Regions from separate parts of the Homo sapiens genome. Here region 1 is linked to region 2. A link is an interaction called in ENCODE POLR2A ChIA-PET data of the cell type or tissue named here. Cell type or tissue: PC-9. All regions are shown on one strand. Each heading gives the region's core, and the rest is flanking DNA. Links, peaks and the distances in the headings are about the cores only. Region 1 holds the start of MCU (mitochondrial calcium uniporter). Region 2 holds the start of NUDT13 (nudix hydrolase 13).

Region 1 (10,936 bases), core at 1-8,000, 420 kb after region 2:
ACGAAGAAGGGAGGGAACGCGATTGGGGGCGAGTCGGGGAGAGGTTCAAGTCCCGTGCCTTCCCCGCCCTGGTGTCCCCAGTCCTGCGGGAACATCCCCGCCGTCGCCCCTCCTCCTCCTCTCGGCTTCCTCCCGCCCGCCCTCCCTTCCTGGTCGCCGCCGCAGGCGCCTGAAGGGCACGGCGGCTCCTCGGTGCCCGGCAACCTCCGGAGCGGCCGGGAGTTGAGGTAACTCGCCTGCTGCCCCGGCGGCCTGCCCGCCGGCGGCTCCCACACGCCAGCGCCGCCCCGCCCTCCCCGGAGCCTCCGGGCGCGCTCGCTCACCGTCCGGTGGTGCTGCTGCTGCCGGTGGCGGCTGACGCCCAGCCCAGGGAAGCAGCCGGCAGTCAGCGCCCCGCAGCCGCCGGCGCCCCCGCCGCCGCCGCCCCGAGAGGAGAGGAGCAGCAGGAGCGATCTACCTGCGGCGGCCGCCATCTCTCAACTGGAAACGGCGCCGACCCAGGCAGCGCAGCGGACGGCCAGGGCGGAGCTAAGACCCGCCACTCACCGACGCCGGGCCAACTAAAGCCCTTGACTGAGTTGATGAGGCGGGGCTTCCTGCAAGGTCCAATCGACAGGCGGGAGAACCACACTGGAAGCTGCCAGTCCCTTCCAGAGTTACCTATAGTGGGACATAGTCAATTACGGGCAAATTCTAGGGAACCCATAATTGACACCCAAACCCGTGAAAATAACAGCAATAGAGATGGCATGTTCAGTTCGGCTAATCTTCACCAACAATAGAGCTATGATAAGAGTAACGGGGGATATAGATATTTGTGAAAAGCTTTGTTCGAAGTTGAGTTCTAAGTGAGTGTTCTAAGTTGGCAAAATAGGCACCAAATTAATAACCATTAACGGTGTATGCTGTAACTCTCAACTACACGCCTAGAATTATCATTCATAACTGATAATATTTAGATATGCTGAAATTAACTCTACATCACGGAGTGATCTAATGACTGTGATGCGTAGCATAATATAGGAGAGGTAGAACGATTACAATATCAAAGTCCCAGAATGAGTACATGCCTTCAGAGTGAATTAACTGACGTGTATACATCTCAAATACCCAATTCATTTTTACAGCACCTTTATACGGATATTCTCACACTCTCCAGAAACAGCACTATTTTATCATATTTGACTTTGTGTGCATTTACAGAAACAGAACACATTAATAACGTAATAAAAAATCATGTAAGGCCGGGCGCGGTGGCTCACGCCTGTAATCCCAGCACTTTGGGAGGCAGAGGCGGGCGGATCACGAGGTCAGGAGATCGAGACCATCCTGGCTAACACGGTGAAACCCCATCTGTACTAAAAATACAAAAAATTAGCCAGGCGTGGTGGCGGGCGCTTATAGTCCCAGCTATTCCGGAGGCTGAGGCAGGAGAATGGTGTGAACCCGGGAGACGGAGCTTGCAGTGAACCGAGATCGGGCCATTGCACTCCAGCCTGGGCGACACAGCAAGACTCCATCTCAAAAAAAAAAAAAAAAATTCATGTAAAAGGCTATTTTAATGATGCTTCATAATTTTGCCGAAATAGTTATCAGAATACGCTTTGGAATAACAAACACTTTCTCTTGAAAAACACTTCTTTCCACTTAAACTCACAATGAGGGCTCCTTGAATACTGCCTAAGAAAGATTTTGGGTCCTGAATTTCCTTAGAAGAGTATTTCCTTGCTAGCTGTTTATTATTATGAGCTGATTAAATTCTCACACCTCTTTTTAAAATCTGGAGCAGGAAAATAGTTTGGGAAGCAAATACAAGCATTATTTTAAATTTTGGAAAACATCTTTGTAGTGTAGCCTTAGATGATAAATTTAAAACAAAAACAAAACACACACATAAATACGAAGAAAATGTTATCACTTATTCTAAGAATATTCTTTAAAGTTTGACTGAAATGGTACCTTCTTGGCCAAGAATAGCTAAAAAATGACGTGGAAGTTTTTTGTTTGTTTAATCCTTATGCCCCACCTACACCAAAACAGTGAGATGATTGGCTTCTCCGGGGTAGATATCATGTCACTCACTCAAAAGGCTTTATTGCCCAACAGGTGGAACTTGAGACCTCAAGAATGAGCCCCCATTCAACAGCTGCACACAGTAATCCCCCTAGTTGGAAATCCATGACATTCCTGGAACAATTTCCCTTACAATTATTTTCCACCCATCTATATTTATCCCAACTGCATTTGATGTATTTACCCATGCTGTGCCATTTTCTCTCTCACCCCTTCATGCCTTCTTACAGAGATCACCATGGATTTTAGTTTTGTTTTTATTTTCTGTGCTGTCACCAGATCTAGCTATGAATCAGGATTGCTCCATTTCCACTTTCCACTTTAAGAAATTTTACTAGAATTGCCTTTACTCTATTTTTCCAAGCATGAAAATTAGATGTGCATCCTGCAGTGAGATTTACTCATATGCATTAGCAAAAGAACTAAGTAAATAATACTTTTAAGTGCACAAACATGAAATGGGCAGTATTAGCAAAAGTTTTCATCCTACCTATTTACCAAAATGTGTCATCTTTTATCTACTAAGATGAAACCACTGATGCACCAGAGAGAGATAGGCTGTATAAATCTGAGGATTCACTGACTATACTCAGTTCTGGGTGTTGATAATCCAAGGCCGGCAATTAATTTAAACAAATATCAATTATCTCCTCACAGAGAAAAACTTCTTCATAGCTGCAAAGGACATATCTCATATGAGCTGGTTGGCCAAGCCTGATAAGGAGAAAGTGTAGATAGCTCAACAGAAAGTTCTTCTCAAACCTAAAAAAAAGTATGTGTGTGTGTGCCTGTATATACACACACATTATATAGAGAGAGAAGGAAAGGGAATTAACATACCTGCTATGTGCCAGAGATTGTGCTGATCACTCCAGAGATACTACATTTAAAAAGGAGGGCAAGACAACCACAGAAAACTTTTAAAAATTGTAACTTTCATGAGAAAGAAGTTGAAGAAAACCTCAATGTCTTCCAATAGGGAAATGGTTAAATACATTAGACACTAACTTTGTAACAGAAAATTATTCAACCATTAAAAAATTGAGGGCCAAGCACAGTGGCTCATATCTGTAATCCCAGCTCTTTGAGAGACTGAGGCAGGAGGATCATTTGAGACCACATATTTGAGACTTGCCTGGGCAACACAGCGAGACCCTATCTCTAAAAATATATATTTTTTAATTAGTTGGGTGTGGTGGTGCACGCCTGTAGTCCCAGCTACTCAGGAGGCTGAGGCAGGAGGCTTGCTTGGGCCCAGGAAATTTGAGGTTATGGTGAGCTATGATCATGGCACTGCACTCTAGCCTGGGTGAGAGAGCGAGACTCTCTCTCTTAAAAAAAAATTATTCTATCTATACTTTTTTATTATATAATATATATATTTTTATTTATATATGTGTATATATATATTTTTTTGAGACGAAGTCTCACTCTATCGCCCAGGCTGGAGGGCAGTGGCACGATTTTGGCTCACTGCAAGCTTTGTCTCCTGGGTTCAGAGGCGATCCTCTCGCCTCAGCCTCCTGAGTAGCTGGGAATACAGGTGTTGCACCACCACGCCCAGCTAATTTTTGTATTTTTGGTAGAGATGGGGGTTTCACCACGTTGGCCAGGCTGGTCTTGAACTCCTGACCTCAAGTGATTCTCCCACCTCAGCCTCCCAAAATGCTTGGATTACAGGTGCTATCTATACATTTAAATAATATAGATAACACAGTATAGATGACCCTTTTTAAAGTAATTTATATATATGTATAACTTAGATAGATGGTAATTTCCAGAAGAAAACATGTTACCTCTGGGAAGTTTTAAGGGGTAGCTATTCTTCTGAATGGTTTAAAGTATTCTCATCTGCTTGAATTTAAGATGTATATGTATACACATCTTACAATTTATATATATATGAAAAGTAAATTGTTCTCACCTGCATATTACTTTGTAATTTTAAAAACATGGTCACTAAAACCAACATGGCTGCAGAATTGTTTTCTGTGCCAACTCTTAAGCACAGGTTGATCTTTTTTTTTTTTTTTTTTTTTTAAGCTAAAACTAATCAGAACAGGCTTCCTGGAGCAAGAAACCTTAACTAGGTTCTCTACTATCTTTTTTTTTTTTTTAAGCTAAAACTAATCAGAACAGGCTTCCTGGAGCATGAAACCTTAACTGGGTTCTCTACTAAAATGTACACTGACGTCAGCTCTCAAGTATGACTCAACTCAGTGGAGTATTTGCCTAAACATTCCAGAATAGCTAGGGTAGGTGATGCACACGGTTCATTGACATGATCAGGAAAGCATAAAAGGAATCTGCCCAGAGATCTAGGGGCTGCATTTCATTGTTTACTGATAATACGAATTATTATTCAAGTGAAATCAACAGTATTTAACAGGAAAAGGTATACGAAGAGGAAAGCCAAAAGGAAAGGGTTTCGCCTTCCAATATTTATCACGAACCACAGCCTAGACCTGTTTGCTGGCTATGCTTTACTGTTTTTCCAGATGTTTTTATTCCCATTTCTCCTCATATATCCACCTGCAGTCATCTCTTCATCACTACCACGCCTGTTCCCATGACTTCCTAGTTTCTGTGATGATTTCTGTCTTTTTTCTGTCAGCTCCTCTGGATCATAAATATTTCTAGTCAGTGTAGTTGAGAAGGGTTCTACTCTTAAACTGCAGGACATATATTTTTCTGTCTATATCTATATTTATTTTCACTTCACACACACACACACACACACACACACACACACAATTTTTCCTTCCTCATTTTTCTCTTTTTTCTTCCTCCAACACTCCCATTTCCCTTACTCTAATATAGATTTCGACCCTACTCTAAATCAGAGATACCAGCCTGGGCAACATGGCAAGACCCTAGCTCTACAAAAAAATTAGCCAGGTGTGGTGATGCGTGTCAGTACTCTCAGCTACTGAGGAGGCTGAGGTGAGAGGATCCCTTAAACCCAGGAGTTGGAGGCTTCAGTAAGCTATGATAGGGCCACTGATAGGGCCTGGATGACAGAGTAAGATTATGTCTCAAAAAAGTGAATAAATAAAAATACTAAGTCAGAGATAGATTTATATATTCCCTGTAAAATGTTTTGTGTGGAAGGAGGCTCATGTCCTGGTCTCCAAAGGATGACAGACTCCACATTCATTTTATAACTTAGTGGCCTTATAATCTAACATTGTTTTAGGTCAGGAACATCCAATCTGCAAGTTTTTCTGTCTAGAGCAGAACTCCAGGAAAACATTGAGTTGAGAAGGGCAGGGCTTGTTCAAATAGGATTATCTTTGTTCGTGTTTCTCGGAATCTGAGAGGCTGGCAGCATACTTTAAAGCTGTCCTTTTTGTGTTCCGTTGACGTGTGGTCTCCCGTAATCTTCTGCTTACTAGACTTCTTGATATAGGAAGTCTTTTGTCTCTATCAGAAGTGATTTAAGGGGTGGGACACTAATTTTACACTTAAATAAACCACACCTCCTAAGTGAATAAGAATTCGGCTCACATTCTTATGGGACCCAACACCATCCATTCCAGAGCATTTAAAAGGGCCAAAAGATCACAACTTTCTCTAATAGGGTTGAACTACAAAAAAATCCCAAACTGGTAAAGTGGCTCCTCTCTCAGCAATCCCCTGCCCAGATATCTTTTTTTTTTTTTTGAGATGGAGTCTCACTCTGTGGTCCAGGCTGGAGTACAGTGGTGTGATCTCGGCTCACTGCAACCTCTGCCTCCTGGGTTCAAGTGATTCTCCTGCTTCAGCCTCCCGAGTAGCTGAGATTACAGGCATGTGCCACCACACCCGGCTAATTTTGTATTTTTAGTAGAGACAGGGTTTGTCCATGTGATTCACCCGCCTCAGCCTCCCAAAGTGCTAGGATTACAGGCATGAGCCACCGCACCCGGCCTCCTGCCCAGATATCTACTCTCCGTACCCTGAACATGCCCTGACACTTCCAACCTCCACTCTTTGCTCCTACTCTCCCTGTAGCCACCTGTCCTACTGTTCTTTTGAATACCAGCTTGGTCGCATCTGAGGGTAAATGTCCCAGTAAAATTAAACTCTCCCTCTTGCATCTTCTCATAATTTGTTGTTTGACTTTCTATCTCAGTATCTCGGTCCTGGATCTGAGCTGATCTGACTGGGAGGTCTGTCATAGGCCTTGATTATCACATCTACTTAATTAGGCTATTTTGACTGGCTGGGCCACAGTTCCCTTCTTTCACCATTCTATGTATATTTCATATCAAAATTGTTTATGTTACTATCTTTCTCCTACAGAGCTCTTCCAGGTTAGAGGTGCCAATCTGGCAAATTAATTGAAGCTAACTTTAGATGATGTCAGTTAGATTGCCTCCTTAGATTGCCTCTTTTATACAACACTTATATTTATAGGAGCTTCCAATGCTGATATCTTAAAAGAATTTCACAAAGTATGGCAAGTCTAAAAAAATTATTTTGGTCCCTTAAAAGTCTTCAAAAATTCATCAAATACTGAGCCATATTAGTCTGCCTTCTTCAAGGTCCCATACATCTTTATATCATGCCGGGTTTTGTCCAAATTTCAGCTCCTCTTAAACTAAACTAATATATTTTCAAAATGCTATTTTTGGGGCTGGATGCAGTGGCTCACACCTGTAATCCCAGCATGTTGGGAGGCCAAGCTGGGAGGATCATTTGAGCCCGGGAGTTTGAGACCAGCCTGGGAGCAACATAGTGAGACTCTATCTCTACAAAAAAATTTTAAAATTAGCCTGGTGTGGTGGCATATGTCTGTAGTCCCAGCTGCTTGGGAGGCTGAAGTGGGAGTATCACTTGAGCCCAGGAAGCTGAGGCTGCAGTGAGCCATGATCATACCACTGCATTCCAGCCTTGGTGACATAGGAGGACTCCATCCCTAAAAAAAAAAAGAAAAGAAAAGAAAAGAAAAAGCTATATTCGTTCTCAATTTTGATATAATGTATATAATCTTCATCAGTACTTATTTACACATGAACACATAGAATCTGGGCTATGGATTGTACTTGGTGGCAGGCAGGGCGTGGAGGAAACTGTAGGCGTGAGATTGGTCATTGCCGGTTAACAACAGGTGCAAACGCTGCTCTTTAAATTTAGCCATTGCACTTGGCATCTTGTCTCTCAGTCGTCACTTACAGCAACTGCTGCTGATTTGGAAAGGATCAAGGAAAGGATGACAGAAAGGGTCACATTTATTAAAAGGCAGAGAGAAAAAGTTTTGTTCTCTTTTATTTAATAAAAACTAACCTAAGGAATGAAAAATAGTAAAAGACTTGGAGAGCATAAAGATAGCTTAAAAAATAGAAGAGGGAGGCCAGGCATGGTGGCTCATGCCTGTAATCCCAGCACTTTTGGTGGCCGAGGTGGGCGGATCACCTGAGGTCAGGACTTCAAGACCGGCCTGGCTAACATGGTGAAACACCCTTTCTACTAAAAATACAAAAAATAAGTGGGCATGATGGTGTGCGCCTATAATCCCAGGTACTCTGGAGGCTGAGGCAGGAGAATAGCTTGAACCTGGGAGCTGGAGGTTGCAGTGAGCCAAGATCACACCATTGCACTCCATCTTGGGCAACAAGAGCAAAACTCTGTCTCAAAAAAAAAAAAAAAAAAAGAATAGAAGGGGGAAGGAAATTATTCAGAGATAATTATTAACAAATTGTTCTTAATTAGGCACTTTAAAAGCCATTCCAGCTGCCAAAATTGGGAGCAAAAGCATCTAAAAGCATTGGTTGAAGCTCAGAAAATAATTATTATTAATTCAGAGTTGGGATAAGAGTAGGCGACAAGACCTGGATTGATATAATTTACTAATTCATTCGTTGTCAGTCAGTCAAGAAAAATATATTGAATAGTAGGTGCCAGGCAACATATGTGAGGAGAAATTTTCCAAAATTTGCATTCCCTATATTGTGTATTTCTTTTTCTGAAATATTTATCTAACTACCATAACCCTGACCTTGAAATGGAATAAATCCTTCCCATAACTTTGTAGTCCAACATTTACACATCACTCCAAAGAATGAAAGATCCCTTGAGTAATCTCAGAACATTAACATAACATGAATTTAAAACATACCACCAATGTAATAATCACCCCACTCAATGACTTTATTAAGAAAACATGAAGAGGCCAGGCATAGTGGCTCACACCTGTAATGACAGCACTTTGGAAGGCCAAGGCGGGTGAATCACCTGAGGTCAGGGGTTTGAGACCAGCCTGACCAATATGGCGAAACCCTGCCTCTACTAAAAATACAAAAATCAGCCAGGTGTGATGGCATGCACCTGTAGTCCCAGCTACTCAGGAGGCTGAGACAGGAGAACTGTTTGAACCGAGGAGGCAGAGGTTGCAGTGAGCCGAGATCGCGCCACTGCACTCCAGCCTGGGTGACAGAGCGAGACTCCGGAAAGAAAAAAAAAAGAAGACATGAGGAATAGCCAGGTACAGTGGCACACCTATAATCCCAGCCACTGGGGAAGCTGAGGCAAAGGCAGGAGGATCACTGGAGCCCAGAAGTTCGAGACTAGCCTGGGCATCATAGTGAGGCCCTGCCTCCATTAAAAAAAAAAAGACACAAAGAAATTGTAATTTTTTTCCTGTCAATGCATAGTAGAGTACAATTCTATTTAAATAGTTTTAAGCTACTTCATTGCCTAGGGTAAAAACTAAATTTCTGTCTCAGGGAATTATAAGATGACATTGTGTTACTTTCTTCATGCCTTGCTTTGCTAAGATATATATATATTAGGTTGAAACAGGGCCCTTTGGGTTACTCACTATCGAGGAAATAACTAAACTAATAAGCTTGTTAAAATTTAAGCTGGCCAGGCTCAGTGGCTTACGCCTATAATCCCAGCACTTTGGGAGGCCGAGGCGGGCAGATCACCAGGTCAGGAGATCGAGACCATCCTGGCTAACACGGTGAAACCCCGTCTCTACTAAAAATACAAAAAATTAGTCGGGCGTGGTGGCAGGCACCTGTAGTCCCAGCTACTCGGGAGGCTGAGGCGGGAGAATGGCATGAACCTGGGAGGTGGAGCTTGCAGTGAGCCGAAATTGTACCACTGCACTCCAGCCTGGGCTACAGAGCGAGACTCTGTCTCAAAAAAAATAAAATAAAATAAAAAATTTAAGCTGAGTTTTCAGCATCTATAAATTCTACTACTTTAGGACCCTGAAGCAATTATGCCTATTATTTATTTGATAAAAATATTTTGTTTATTGCCAAGAAGAGAAAGTTTTCACATAATACCACTAGATGATTAACCCAAGACATGTGAAAGGTCCTTACTCAGAATGCCAAGTTAATTTCGAAATATCTTTATTATTACCTCCCACAATATAGATTTGATATCAAAGAGGATTTAATAAAGATTGTAAAGATGTAATGGTTCTTTTAAAATCGCCTTTGCTGCTTTGCTGCTTTCTTACCAATTTTGCCTTTTGGAAGGTGAAAAAATATGAAGAGACAAATAACTGCTTGTTTGCCAACCAGGTCCCCTTCTCAGAAATAGTCCTGGGACCGGCTGGGTGTGGTGGCTCATGCCTGTAATCCCAGCACTTCGGGAAGCTGAGGTAGGAAGACTGCTTGAGCTCAGGAACTTGAGACCATCCTGGACAACACAATGAGACCTTGTCTCTACAAAAAATAAGCAAAATTAGCCAGGCGTGGTGGCACATGCTTGTGGTCCCAGCTACTCAGTAGGCTGAGGTGATAAGATCGCTTGAGCCAGGAAGGATGAGGCTGCAGTGAGCTGAGATCACATGCCTGCACTCCAGCCTTGGCAACAAAGCAAGACTCCATCTCTTAAAAAAAAAAAAAAAAAAAGTCCTTGCCGGGTGTGGTGGCTCCCCATCTCTATTAAAAAATACAAAAAATTAGCCGGGCATAGTGGCACATGCTTGTAGTCCCAGCTACTCGGGAGGCTGAGGCAGGAGAATCACTTGAACCTGGGAGGTGGAGGTTGCAGTGAGCTGAGATCGTGCCACTGCACTCCAGCCTGGGCAACAGAGCAAGACGCTGTCTCGAAAAAAAGAAAAAGTCCTGGGACATAAGTGAATCTTCTTGAATTAAATTTTACATATAAGCTAATACTAAGCAGGCTAATTTTGAAAAGTAAAACCCTAATCATCTCTAGAATGCATCCTTTAGGATGGAATTCTCAATTTTTGTTTCATCTTGACAGATACACTTTTAATAAATGCTGGTCACAAAGAATAGTTCCTAAAAGCATCTGAATAAATAAGATGAACTTTGGCTTTATACTCTTCCAAATCTGTTAGCTGTAACTACACTGCGTCCAGACATCTCCTAGCTAAAAGGATCTGAAATACTTCTTAAATTTAATAAAACAAATTCTGCAACTGCAGTAATGGTTATCCTTGAGGTCCAAGAAATTAACTCTTTATTTCAACAAATAATATGACTTGGTTAAGTTACCACAGCTAACAAAATGAAGTCTCTGGCCTAACAAAGCTTACCATATAATAAAAATAAGGGAAGCAGGGGAGGATTGTAGGAGGTCATTCACCCAGATTTGAGGATCTGAGAAGGCACTTCCAGGGAAGCAATATTGGGTGAGGTCTGAAAGATTAGTAGGAGTAAATGCCAGAGGGAGAGTAGCAACATTTGATATCAGAGAGGCAATAGGAGCAGGTGACAAAGTATCTCATAAAACAGATTAAGAAATTTGTGTTAAGAATTTGTATTGCCGGGCCTGGTGCCTCACGCCTGTAATCCCAGCACTTTGGGAGGCCGAGGTGGGTAGATCATGAGGTCAGGAGCTCAAGACGAGCCTGGCCAAGATGGTGAAATCCCGTCTCTACTAAAACTACAAA
Region 2 (11,303 bases), core at 1,437-9,436:
TTAAATTCATTTCTTAGGCTGGGCATGGTGGCTCATGCCTATAATCCCAGCACTTTGGGAGGTAAAGGCAGGAGGATTGCTTGAGCCCAGGAGTTTGAGACCAGCCTGGGCAACATAGCAAGACCCTACCTTACAAACAATAAAAAAAAATTAGCCAGGCATGGTGGTGTACAAGTAGCTACGCATGTGATCCTAGCTACTTGGTGGGAGAATTGATTCAGCCTGGGAGGTTGAGGCTGCAGTGAGCTATGATCATAGCACTGCACTCCAGCCTGTGTGACAGAGCAAGATCCTGTCTCAAAAAGAAAAAAAAGAAAAAAAAATTATTTCTTAGGTTAAGGGTTCTAGAACCACACCACATAGATGGTATAAATTTAACCCCCAAAACTGTATGAAAGCAGGCTAGTGATTTCAAATTCACAGATTTCTAATTTCCCTAGGCTAAGACAAAAAAGTCTTTATCATCTTCATGTGCTATTGTAGATTTTGTTTTCCTACTCTACCTTTCACTGAAGTTTAGTTCTTGGGGGAAGGGGGTGGGGTTATCTACTTTATTTATAGGAAACTTCATGAAATATTATTCAATACAGTTTTTTTCATCTGAAGTGACAGGAATAGAACAATATAATTTTAACATGTTTATTATTCTATTATAGTACCTTAATTTACTTAATTTCTCCCTTACTGTTCATTCATTCAACAGTACTTTAGTGCCTACCATGTGCCAGGCACTGTTTTATGAAGTAGGGGTACCACAGTGGAAAGACAAAGTCTGATCTTAATAGAACTTATATTCAAGTGTGTGAGATATTTTAGATATTATTGGATATTTAGTTTGTTTAAAATTTTTCGGCCAGGTTTGGTGACTTACGCCTGTAATCCCAACACTTTGGGAGGTCAAGGCAGGTGGATTGCCAGAGCTCAGTTCAGACCAGCATGGACAACATGGCAAAACCCTGTCTCTACACAAAAATATAAAAATTAGCCAGGCATGGTGGCATATGCCTGTAGTCCCAGCTACTTGGGGGTTTGAGGTGGGAGGATCGCTTGACCCCAGGAGATCAAGGCTTCAGTGAGCCAAGATTGTACCACTGCACTTCAGCCTGAGTGACAGAGTGAGACTCCATCTCTAAAAAAGTAAAAATATATATTTTTTGATGTTTACTGGTTTATTATATAGGATATTACGAAGGATACAAATGAAGAGATGCATTTAGGTCAGGTATGTGGGGGGAGGGTGCAGAGCTTCCATGACTCCCTGGGTGCACCACCCTCCAGGAACTTCCATGTGTTCAGCTATCCAGAGGCTCTCTGAACCCTGTCCTTTTGGGTTTTTATGGTGGCTTCATTACATAGGCATGATTGACAACCATGTAGAAATCTGATTGGACAAAATGGTTATGATTTCATAATAATAGACTGACCGGAAACCCAGCAATGCCTGTCTGTTCAGGTTCTCCTTGGCCTCTCTGTGCAGCCTTCCTTCCTCCGGAGTATGGGGCACAACCCTCTCTGGAATGAGGGTCTTTGGACCCGCAATCAGATTAGAGTCCTGCCATGGGCAGGTAAAAGGAGGACAGGAGAAGGTAAAAGAGATTTTGTTTCCTGAGGCCTGCCCCTGAGGTCTAAAGTGCCCCACATTATAACAAAAGACTGTAATAAGGGCCATAGGAGTTATGAGCCAGAAACCATGGATGAATATATATATATATGAATATATATATATACACACACACACATATACACACACACAAATATAGTAATATATAATGTATATATAATAATCATAAACCTAAATATATATATAAAATCATAATATCACAATAGTTTAATGGGCCAAACAGAATAATCAAAGCTCAGGTTGGCTAAAACTCACCGTGTCTTAGTAACATAGGTTGACAGCAGCCTATAGCACCAAAAAAATTTTCTCCTGCAAGCTATTCCACAATACAGGGACATTGTCAGGTCCTTAAAAAAAAAAAAAAGGAGTTTTAAAAAAAGTCATAATATGAAATTTAAAGTAATGAATTGCCAAGAGGGTTATACTTTAAGCCAGAATGGGATCACTCTGTAATATTAAGGAAAGACAAACTCAATAGGAGTCAGGTGATCTTGTTTCTAAATTGCATTTCTACCCCTAAGTAGCTATGGGATCTCAACATTTCAGTACTTCTTTCATGATCTAGAAAACTGAAACCTGTTCTACCCACTTAGAGTAAGAATGAAGTAGAAGGAATCCTGTAGATAAGAATATATAAAGTCACAACATTAGGAAATTTTTTCAGAAGGCAGCTATGCAAATTCACATGGATCCAAGATATTTTCTATTTTTTTGTTGCTCATTGGGAAAGAAAAAAAATCTGTAACTAAATAATCCATTCTGGCCAAGATGGTCCCTTTAAATTGTATATCAGTATTTTATTCCCCATGAAAAGTACCTCTCACATTGGCAGTAAAAAAAGTCAAGAATTCATTACAGTTAAATAACCAACCACCCTTTTCACTGTGTCTGAGGAAAGCCAGCTTTGACACTAAATGACCGAGGAACATCTAAAATTTAGTCCTACTTCTTGGTTGCATAATTATGAATCACTGATGATGAATTCTTGGACAGTTTTGGCTACAATCTATGTCCTAGCCATGGGTAAAATATATTTAGCAAATGACATTCAACAAAGTATTTATTGAGTACTGACTTTATTCAGGGTCCCTTAAAGAACACAAAAATGTAAAAGATGAAAATCCCTGCCCTCAAGGAACTCTAGCAGGAGAGAGAAAACAAATATATAGCCAGCTTTCACAGAAGGCAGTATGCAATATGTGGGTTGCAAAGCACTCTAGGAGATTATTAAAAGTATTATTCCTACTTTAATAACCCCAAAACTAGTGTGATATACTATAAAAAATGTATTTAAAGTCATTATTTCTGGCTCATACACCACTCAGAATGTAAACTGGTATGATATTTTTACAGGTTGATTTGGAAATATCTATTAAAGTGTCAAATAATAAGCCTCTCTTTTTCCTCAGCAATTCCATGTTTAGGAATTTACCCTAGGAAGGAAAGGATATGTACAAGAACGTTAACTGAAAATTATGATAAAATGGATTAATACGCGACTTAAGAACAAATAGAAGGGCTGGGTGCGGTGGCTCACGCCTGTAATCCCAGCACTTTGGGAGGCCGAGGCGGGCGGATCACCCGAGGTCAGGAGTTCGAGACCAGCCTCACCAACATGGAGAAACCCCATCTCTACTAAAAATACAAAATTAGCTGGGCGTGGTGGCACACGCTTGTAATCCTGCCTACTTGGGAGGCTGAGGCAGGAGAATCGCTTGAACCTAGGAGGCAGAGGTTGCAGTGAGCAGAGATCGTGCCATTGCACTCCAGCCTGGGCAACAAGAGCAAAACGTCGTCTTAAAAAAAAGAAAAAGAACAAATAGAAAATAATATAACAGTGAAAAAAATATATATATATAGTAACAGGGAGAGAGACTTAGAACACATTATTAAGTAAACAAAAAAAGCAAGGAGGAATTGGAGGTGATACTAGTCAAAGTGTACAAAGTTTCAGTTAGGATGAATAAATTCTGGATATCTATTGTGTTGTATGGTAACTATAGTTCATAATATATTATATACTTGGAAATTACTAAGAAAGTAGATATTAAATATTCTCAACACACACAAAAAATGTGAGGTGATGAATATATTAATTTGCTAGATTTAATCATTTCACAATGTATACCTGTATCAAAACATCACATTGTAAACTATAAATATATACTTTTTTTGTCAAAAAGTATATATTATACTTTAATACCTTAATATTATACCTTAATAAAGCTGGAGAAAAAAACAGGTAACAGTTGGTTAACATGACCTAATTATTTATAAAAAAAAGGACACAGACATACCAATATACATAAATTATATGTATTTAATTATATTTTTCTTTCTATTTTTTTTTGAGACGGAGTTTCGCTCTTGTTGCCCGGGCTGGAGTGCAATGGCGCAATCTCGGCTCACCGCAACCTCCACCTCCCGGGTTCAAGCGATTCTCCTGCCTCAGCCTCTCGAGTAGTTGGGATTACAGGCATACGCCACCACGCCTAGCTAATTTTGTATTTTTTTTAGTAGAGATGGGGTTTCTCCATGTTGGTCAGGCTGGTCTCGAACTCCTGTTCTCAGGTGATCTGCCTGCCTGGGTCTCCCAAAGTGCTGGGATTACAGGCAAGAGCCACTGCCCCCGGCCTTATTTATATTTTTCAAATGACTAGAAGTATACATACCAAACTATTAAAGAGTGACTAATTTGGGGGAGTGGGATGAAGACAAATATTGAAAAAGGTGCCTGTAATTTTTATTTTGTTCATTTTTCTGTACTGAAAAAAAAATTAGCCATGTGTACTTATTCCTTTTAAGACAAAAGAAAAGCCTAATAAAATAGTAGTTCCTGAGACTAACTGGTTAATGAGGCTACCTCCATGCCACTGTTCCCCAAAACACCTCACCATATTCCATGAGCCAAAGGGAATTCATTTGGTGAGTTTCTTGGACCTTGGGAACTGCTGCCTGATGTTTTGCCTAGTTTCTGCTACTAAATTAACCTTAGCCAGTTGTAGATTATCATGGCTGCTGACTCATGAGCTGATGGTCACAGAGCTATTTATGTTTTTAAAAGTACAATGTTTGATAGAGATGAAAGGTAATAGCAGTCTTACCCAACTACTAAATGATGAGGCAAGGTGCTTTAACATTAAGAGTTTCTTTGAACTCCCCAACACAAATGATTCACACGTTTCTTATCCTGTTCATCTTTCCAGAAGAAAGATTATAAAGTACTACAGCGTGACAAAAAAGCCCATCTTGTAGTGAGCCGAGATCGCGCCACTGCACTCCAGCCTGGGCGACAGAGCGAGACTCCGTCTCAAAACAAAAAAACAAAACAAAACAAGACAAAACAAAAAAAGCCCATCTTGAATCTAGTGGTTACTTCCACCGTGAAGAGGCCAGGTTCCCTAGTATTTAAGAGACCTTTTTTTAGGCCGGGCGCGGTGGCTCACGTCTGTAATCCCAGCACTTTGGGAGGCCGAGGTGGGCGGATCACGAGGTCAGGAGATCGAGACCATCCTGGCTAACACGGTGAAACCCCGTCTCTGTTAAAAATACAAAAAAAAGTGGCTGGGCGTGGTGGCGGGCGCCTGTAGTCCCAGCTACTAGGGAGTATGAGGCAGGAGAATGGCATGAACCCAGGAGGCGGAGCTTGCAGTGAGTGGAGATCGTGTCACTGCACTCCAGCCTGGGCGACCAAGTGATACTTCGCCTGTGTTTAGAGTCCGTTTCTCCACGACTGTGGACCTCCATGGGACAGGGAAATATGGAAAACTGAGGAACCACGGGAATACAGCTTTGAAGGTCTCACTGACCTGCTTTATAGTTTGCTTTCTAAAAAATAATTTTCCCTCCTTTAAAAAAAAATAAAAATTAAGGCACAATGTGAGAGGTTGGCAAGTTCCATTTTTAAATGACTCTCCAAAAAAGTATCAGAAAATGATGAGCTGTGGTTACTGATGTAGCTCCACAGTTATGAGGCAAAACTATGGTTATATCCCTGGTTTCTGCAAAAAGGAAGAGATTAAGCTAAAATGTTAAAATGCTGTGACCACGACCTTTTTTCAAGTTCTGATCATGCCTCCCTGTGAAGTCCTTCCTGCACTTAGAAGCTGAGCAGGTTTCTGTTTCACTGTACTCACTCTGAATTCTTTTCGGGGCACCTTCCTAGTCCTCAGGAATCAGCACAAAAGAGGAAACTCCAAATGTTCACGTTCAACGGCTTCCGTTCCCTGGAGGGACCATTGCTGCTTCTGCCACACTTCCCAGAATCCTCCTAGAGATGCACTCTGGGAATTGTAGTTCAGTTCCCAGGCATGCTGCTGTGTTCTCCAGCTGCAAGTTAACCATGATTGTCAAAAGCATGAACATCTAAGATCTTATTACCAAGAGAACTACTGTATCCTTGGAGAAAGTAGGTTAGTATTAGATCCATTTTTTAATTAAAAAAAGATAAAGTCATTAAGTCCACCCTCATACACAGAAGGCATATATTATGAGGCTGGGGAGAGGATGAAGCAGGGGTGGGAATCAAATACCTTTTAACCTTAGTATATCTCTAGTTCTCTCTCTGCACACTTTAGAACTAGCTCTAAAATTTCATGAAGTTCTTCCAATTTAAAAGGATGGGACTCTGTATAGGTATGTATAGATATGTTTGAACTTATGGTAGGATTCATTTCTTGATCAGAGGAAGCGCATTCCATTTGACTGGAAGTAGTCTCCTAGAAGTGTGTCCGGAGTTGGTTCCTTCCAGTGGGTTCTTGGTCTTGCTGACTTCAAGAATGAAGCCGTGGAGCTTTCGGTGAGTGTTATAGCTCTTAAAGGTGGCACGAACCCAAAGAGTGAGCAGCAGCAAGATTTATTGTGAAGAGCGAGAGAACAAAGCTTCCACAGCGTGGAAGGGGACCCGAGTAGGTTGCCGCTGCTGTTGGGGGTGCCAGCTTTTATTCCCTTATTTGTCCCTGCCCACATCCTGCTGAATGGTCCATTTTACAGAGCACTGATTGGTCCATTTTATGGAGTGCTGATTGGTCCATTTGACAGAGTGCTGATTTGTGCATTTACAATCCTTTAGCTAGACACAGAGTGCTGATTGGTGCGTTTTTACAGAGTGCTGATTGGTGCGTTTACAATCCTTTAGCTAGACACAGTGCTGATTGGTGCATTTACAATCCTTTAGCTAGACACAGAGTGCTGATTGGTGTGTTTACAATCCTTTAGCTAGACACAGAGCACTGATTGGTGCATTTTTACAGAGTGCTGATTGGTGTGTTTACAATCCTTTAGCTGGAAACAGAGTGCTGATTGGTGCGTTTACAATCCTTTACCTAGACACAGAGCGCTGATTGGTGCATTTTTACAGAGTGCTGATTGGTGTGTTTACAATCCTTTAGCTGGACACAGAGTGCTGATTGGTGCATTTTTACAGTGTGCTGATTGGTGCATTTACAATTCTCTAACTAGACAGAAAAGTTCACCAAGTCCCCACTCCACCCAGGAAGTCCAGCTGGCTTCACCTCTCAGCAGAGCTACTTTGGTGCTGCTCTCTTCTCGTTTTACTACTGAAGTTACTTGCCTATGAGAGAAGACACTTTTTTTTTTTTTGAGATGGAGTTGCTCTGTCGCTCAGGTTGGAGAGCAGTGGTACGTACAATCTTGGCTTACTGAAACCTCCTCCTCCGGAGTCAAGTGATTCTCCTGCTTCAGCCTCCCGAGCAGCTGGGATAACAGGTGCACACCACCATGCCTGGCTAATTTTTGTATTTTTAGTAAAGCCAGGGTTTCGCCATGTTGACCAGGCTGTCTTAAACTTCTGACCTCAAGTGATCCACTCGCCTCAGCCTTCCAAAGTGCTGGGATTACAGGCGTGAGCCACCGCACCCAGCCAAGAGAAGAAGTCCACTCATTCAACATGTATTTAATGAGTACCCAATGTGCCTAGGACTGTTATAGGGATAGGATACAGCAGGGAACAAAACATGAAAATCTCTGTCCTCATGTAACTTACATTCTAGAAGGGGAAACAAACGAGTAAATATACAATGTGTCGTGGTTATAAAGCTTAAGAAGAAAAATAAAGCAAGATAAGTAGAGGGATTATTTTGCTATTTTATATAGGATGGTCAGCCTCATTGTTAAGATAATATTTAAACAAAGACCCTGAAGAAGGTGATGAAGAAACCAAATTTATATCTATGGAAAGAGATTTGTAGACAGAGCAAAATAAGCATATGCAAAGGCCCTGGGGTGGGAGTGTGCCGTTTGAGGAAAGGCTAGGAAAGAGCATGGTGATCAGAGATGAGATCAGAGTAGGCCGGGCATGGTGGCTCATGCCTGTAATCCCAGCACTTTGGGAGCCCGAGGTGGGCACATCATTTGAGGTCAGGAGTTTTAGACCAGCCTGGCCAACATGGTGAAACCCTACTAAAAATACAAAATTAAGCCAGGTCTGGTGTCACATACCTGTAGTCCCAGCTACTTGGGAGGCTAAGGCACAAGAATCGCTTGAACCCGAGAGGCAGAGGTTGCAGTGAGCTGAGATTGCGCCACTGCACTCCAGCCTGGGTGACAGAGCGAGACATTGTCTGAAAAAAAAAAAAAAAAAATCAGATTGGTTCATTATCCTTAAGGAAGACACAGAAAATTGTAGGGAAACAAGATATAAAGTCAATGGATTCTAAGGATGCTTAGGGGGAAATTGGGGCTCTAATAATTTAAAAAGTCAAAATAACTTTTTGTAGTAATTGTTAAGTGCTATAATAATAAAAATAGCTCAGACTGAGCATTTGCTGTGTTCCAGGCACTATGCTAAGTGTCCCACATATTTGTCATTAATCCTCACATCCTATGAAATCTGTATTAAAATTTGTACTTTAGGCTACGTGTGGTGGCACACGCCTGTAATCCCAGCACTTTGGGGACTGAGGTGGGAAGATTGCTTGAGTTCAGGAGTTCAAGAAACCAGCCTGAGCAACATGACAAAACACCATCTCTACAAAAAATACGAAAATTAGCTGGGCATGGTGGCATGCACCTGCGGTCCCAGCTACTCAGGAGGCTGAGATAGGAGGACTGCTTGAGCCCAGGAGTGAGCCGAGATCATGATGCTGCACTCCATCCAGCTTGGTGACAGAGACACCCTGTCTAAAAAAAAAAAAATTGCACGTTACAGATGAGAAAACATAGGCTTAGAAAAATTAAGTAGGGGAGGCGCGGTGGCTCACACCTGTAATCCCAGCACTTTGGGAGGCCAAGGCGGGTGGATCACAAGGTCAGGAGTTTGAGACCAGCCTGGCCAATATCGTGAAACCCCGTCTCTACTAAAAATACAAAAATGAGCCAAGTGTGGTGGCGTGCTCTTGTAGCCCCAGCTACTCGGGAGGCTGAGACAAGAGAATCGCTTGAACCCAGGAGGTGGAGGTTGCAGTGAGCCAAGATTGAGCGACTACATTCCAGCCTGGGCAACAGAGTGAAACTCCATCTCAAAAAAAAAAAAAAGAAAAGTAATTTGTCCATATTTACACAGCTAATCAGTAGAAGTGTTGGGATATTAAACTAAATCTGTCTTAAGAAAGAATCTGTACTTTTGACCACCATACTATAGACCTGGATTGTATCTCTGACTGGGTGTGAGGTAGAGAAGTTGAACATAAATATTGGAAAATATTGGAAGGATTGAAAGAATCCCATGTTCATAAATTGGAAGGCCTAATTTGGTTAAAATGGCATATTCCCCAAATTGATCTACAGATTCAATGCAATTTCTATTAAAATCTCATCTGGCTTTTTTTGCATAAGCAACAAAGGAAAAAATAAGACATCAAAATTTTAAGAACTTTTGTGCTACAAACAATATCATGAAGAATATAGAAAGATAACTCACAGAATTGGGAAAAATTATTGCAAGACATGTATCTGATAAGGGACTTCTATCTGGAATATATAAAGAACACTTAAATAACACAGTAATAAAAAGATAAACAACCAAATTTTAAAATGAGCAAAGAATCTGAATAGATACGTCTTCAAGGAAGATAGAAAAATGACCCATAAGCACATGAAAAGATTTGCATGGGAAATGCAAATCAAAATCATAATGAGATATCATTTTATACCCAATAGGATAGCTACAATCAAAATGCAGATAATGACAAGGAGTGGTGAGGATGTGGTGGAATTGGAATCCTCATACACAGCTGGTAAAATTGTAAATGGTGCTGCCGCTTTTGAAAACAGTTTGGTGGTTCCTCGTAAAGTTAAATATAGAGTTACCAAATGACCCAGCAATTTAACTCCTGGATTTATATTCCCAAGAGAATTGAAAACAAATGTCCACAAAAACTTGTAAATTAATTTTTGTGAAGCATTATTCACAATATTCAAAAAAAGTACAAACAACCCAAGTGACTATCAACTGATAAATGGAGAAGCAAAATGTGGCATATCCAACCATGCAATGACATATTTCTGGCAACAAAGAGGAATTATATATACTACAATATGGATAAAGCTTGAAAACATTATGCTAAGTGAAATAATCCAGTCACAAAAGAGTACATATTGTATTCCTACGAAATGTTCATAACAGGCAAATCTATAGAGACAGAAAGCAGATTAGTGGCTGCCTAGGAATGGGGGCAATTTATATGAAATATACCTAGGGTTGTGATTGCACTTATGTGAAATATTCAGAATAGGCAAATCTGTAAGACAAAAAGTGCCTAGGGATGGGGATGAGGATAGTGTTCAAAGATAATGAGGAGTAACTGCTCATGGAAACAGGATTTTGTTTTTTGTGGGATTTTTTTTTTTTTAAGACAGGATCTTGGCCGGGCGCGGTGGCTCACGACCGTAATCCTAGCACTTTGGGAGGTCGAGGCGGGTGGATCACGAGGTCAGGAGTTCAAGACCAGCCTGGCCAATATGGAGAAACCCTGTCTCTACTAAAAATACAAAAATTAGCTAGGTATGGTGGCGCGTGCCTGTAATCCCAGCTACTCCGGAGGCTGAGGAAGAATTGCTTGAACTGGGACCCGGGAAGCAGAGGTATCAGTGAGCCGAGATCGCGCCACTTGCACTCCATCCTGGGCGATAGAGGGAGACTCTGTCTCAAACAAACAAACAAAAAAAGACAAAGTCTCCCTCTGTCGCCCAGGCTGGAGTGCAATGGCGCAGTCACGGCTTACTGCAGCCTCAACCTCCCAGGCTCAAGTGATCCAGCCTCAGCCTCCCCAGGAGCTGGGAACACAGGCACCCGCCACCAAACCCGGCTAATTTTTTTTTTTTTTCTGAGACGGAGTCTCGCTCTGTCGCCCAGGCTGGAGAGCAGTGGCGCGATCTCAGCTCACTGCAAGCTCCGCCTCCCGGGTTCACGCCATTCTCCTGCCTCAGCCTCCCGAGTAGCGAGTAGCTGGGACTACAGGCGCCTGCCACCGCGCCCGGCTAATTTTTTGTATTTTTAGTATAGACGGTGTTTCACCATGTTAGCCAGGATAGTCTCGATCTCTTGACCTCGTGATCCACCCGCCTCGGCCTCCCAAAGTGCTGGGATTACAGGCGTGAGCCACCGCGCCCTGCCAATTTTTGTATTTTTAGTAGAGACAGGGTTTCGCCATGTTGCCCAGGCTGGTCTCAAACTCCTGCCCTCAAGTGATCCACCAGCCTCGGCCTCCCAAAGTGCTAGGAT

What was found. ChIA-PET counts read pairs that join two places held together with the same protein. Peaks named below come from ENCODE experiments on the same cell type or tissue, not always from the same donor. Only the 100,000 strongest peaks of a DNase experiment are listed, where the experiment ranks them.
Region 1: POLR2A ChIA-PET joins it to region 2 with 13 read pairs; 2 of 35 experiments call an interaction of 5 or more read pairs at or near these places.

The regions. Positions count from the first base shown.
Region 1 is chr10:72,681,689-72,692,624 of GRCh38, reverse strand. It overlaps MCU (mitochondrial calcium uniporter), which reads right to left and starts at 482. Exons shown (of 8, transcript NM_138357.3): 1 at 324-482. The coding sequence starts at 473. RefSeq lists silencers at 5-54, 145-604 and an enhancer at 805-864. In PC-9, for the core only: no CTCF peak of the experiment used is centred there; DNase peaks (open chromatin) are centred at 584 and 4,284; H3K4me3 peaks cover 1,423 bases; H3K27ac peaks cover 1,603 bases.
Region 2 is chr10:73,105,022-73,116,324 of GRCh38, reverse strand. NUDT13 (nudix hydrolase 13) reads right to left here and starts at 5,870. Exons shown (of 9, transcript NM_015901.6): 1 at 5,758-5,870; 2 at 1,877-1,968. The coding sequence starts at 1,959. RefSeq lists a silencer at 8,898-9,138. In PC-9, for the core only: no CTCF peak of the experiment used is centred there; DNase peaks (open chromatin) are centred at 4,724, 5,224 and 5,834; H3K4me3 peaks cover 2,102 bases; H3K27ac peaks cover 3,711 bases.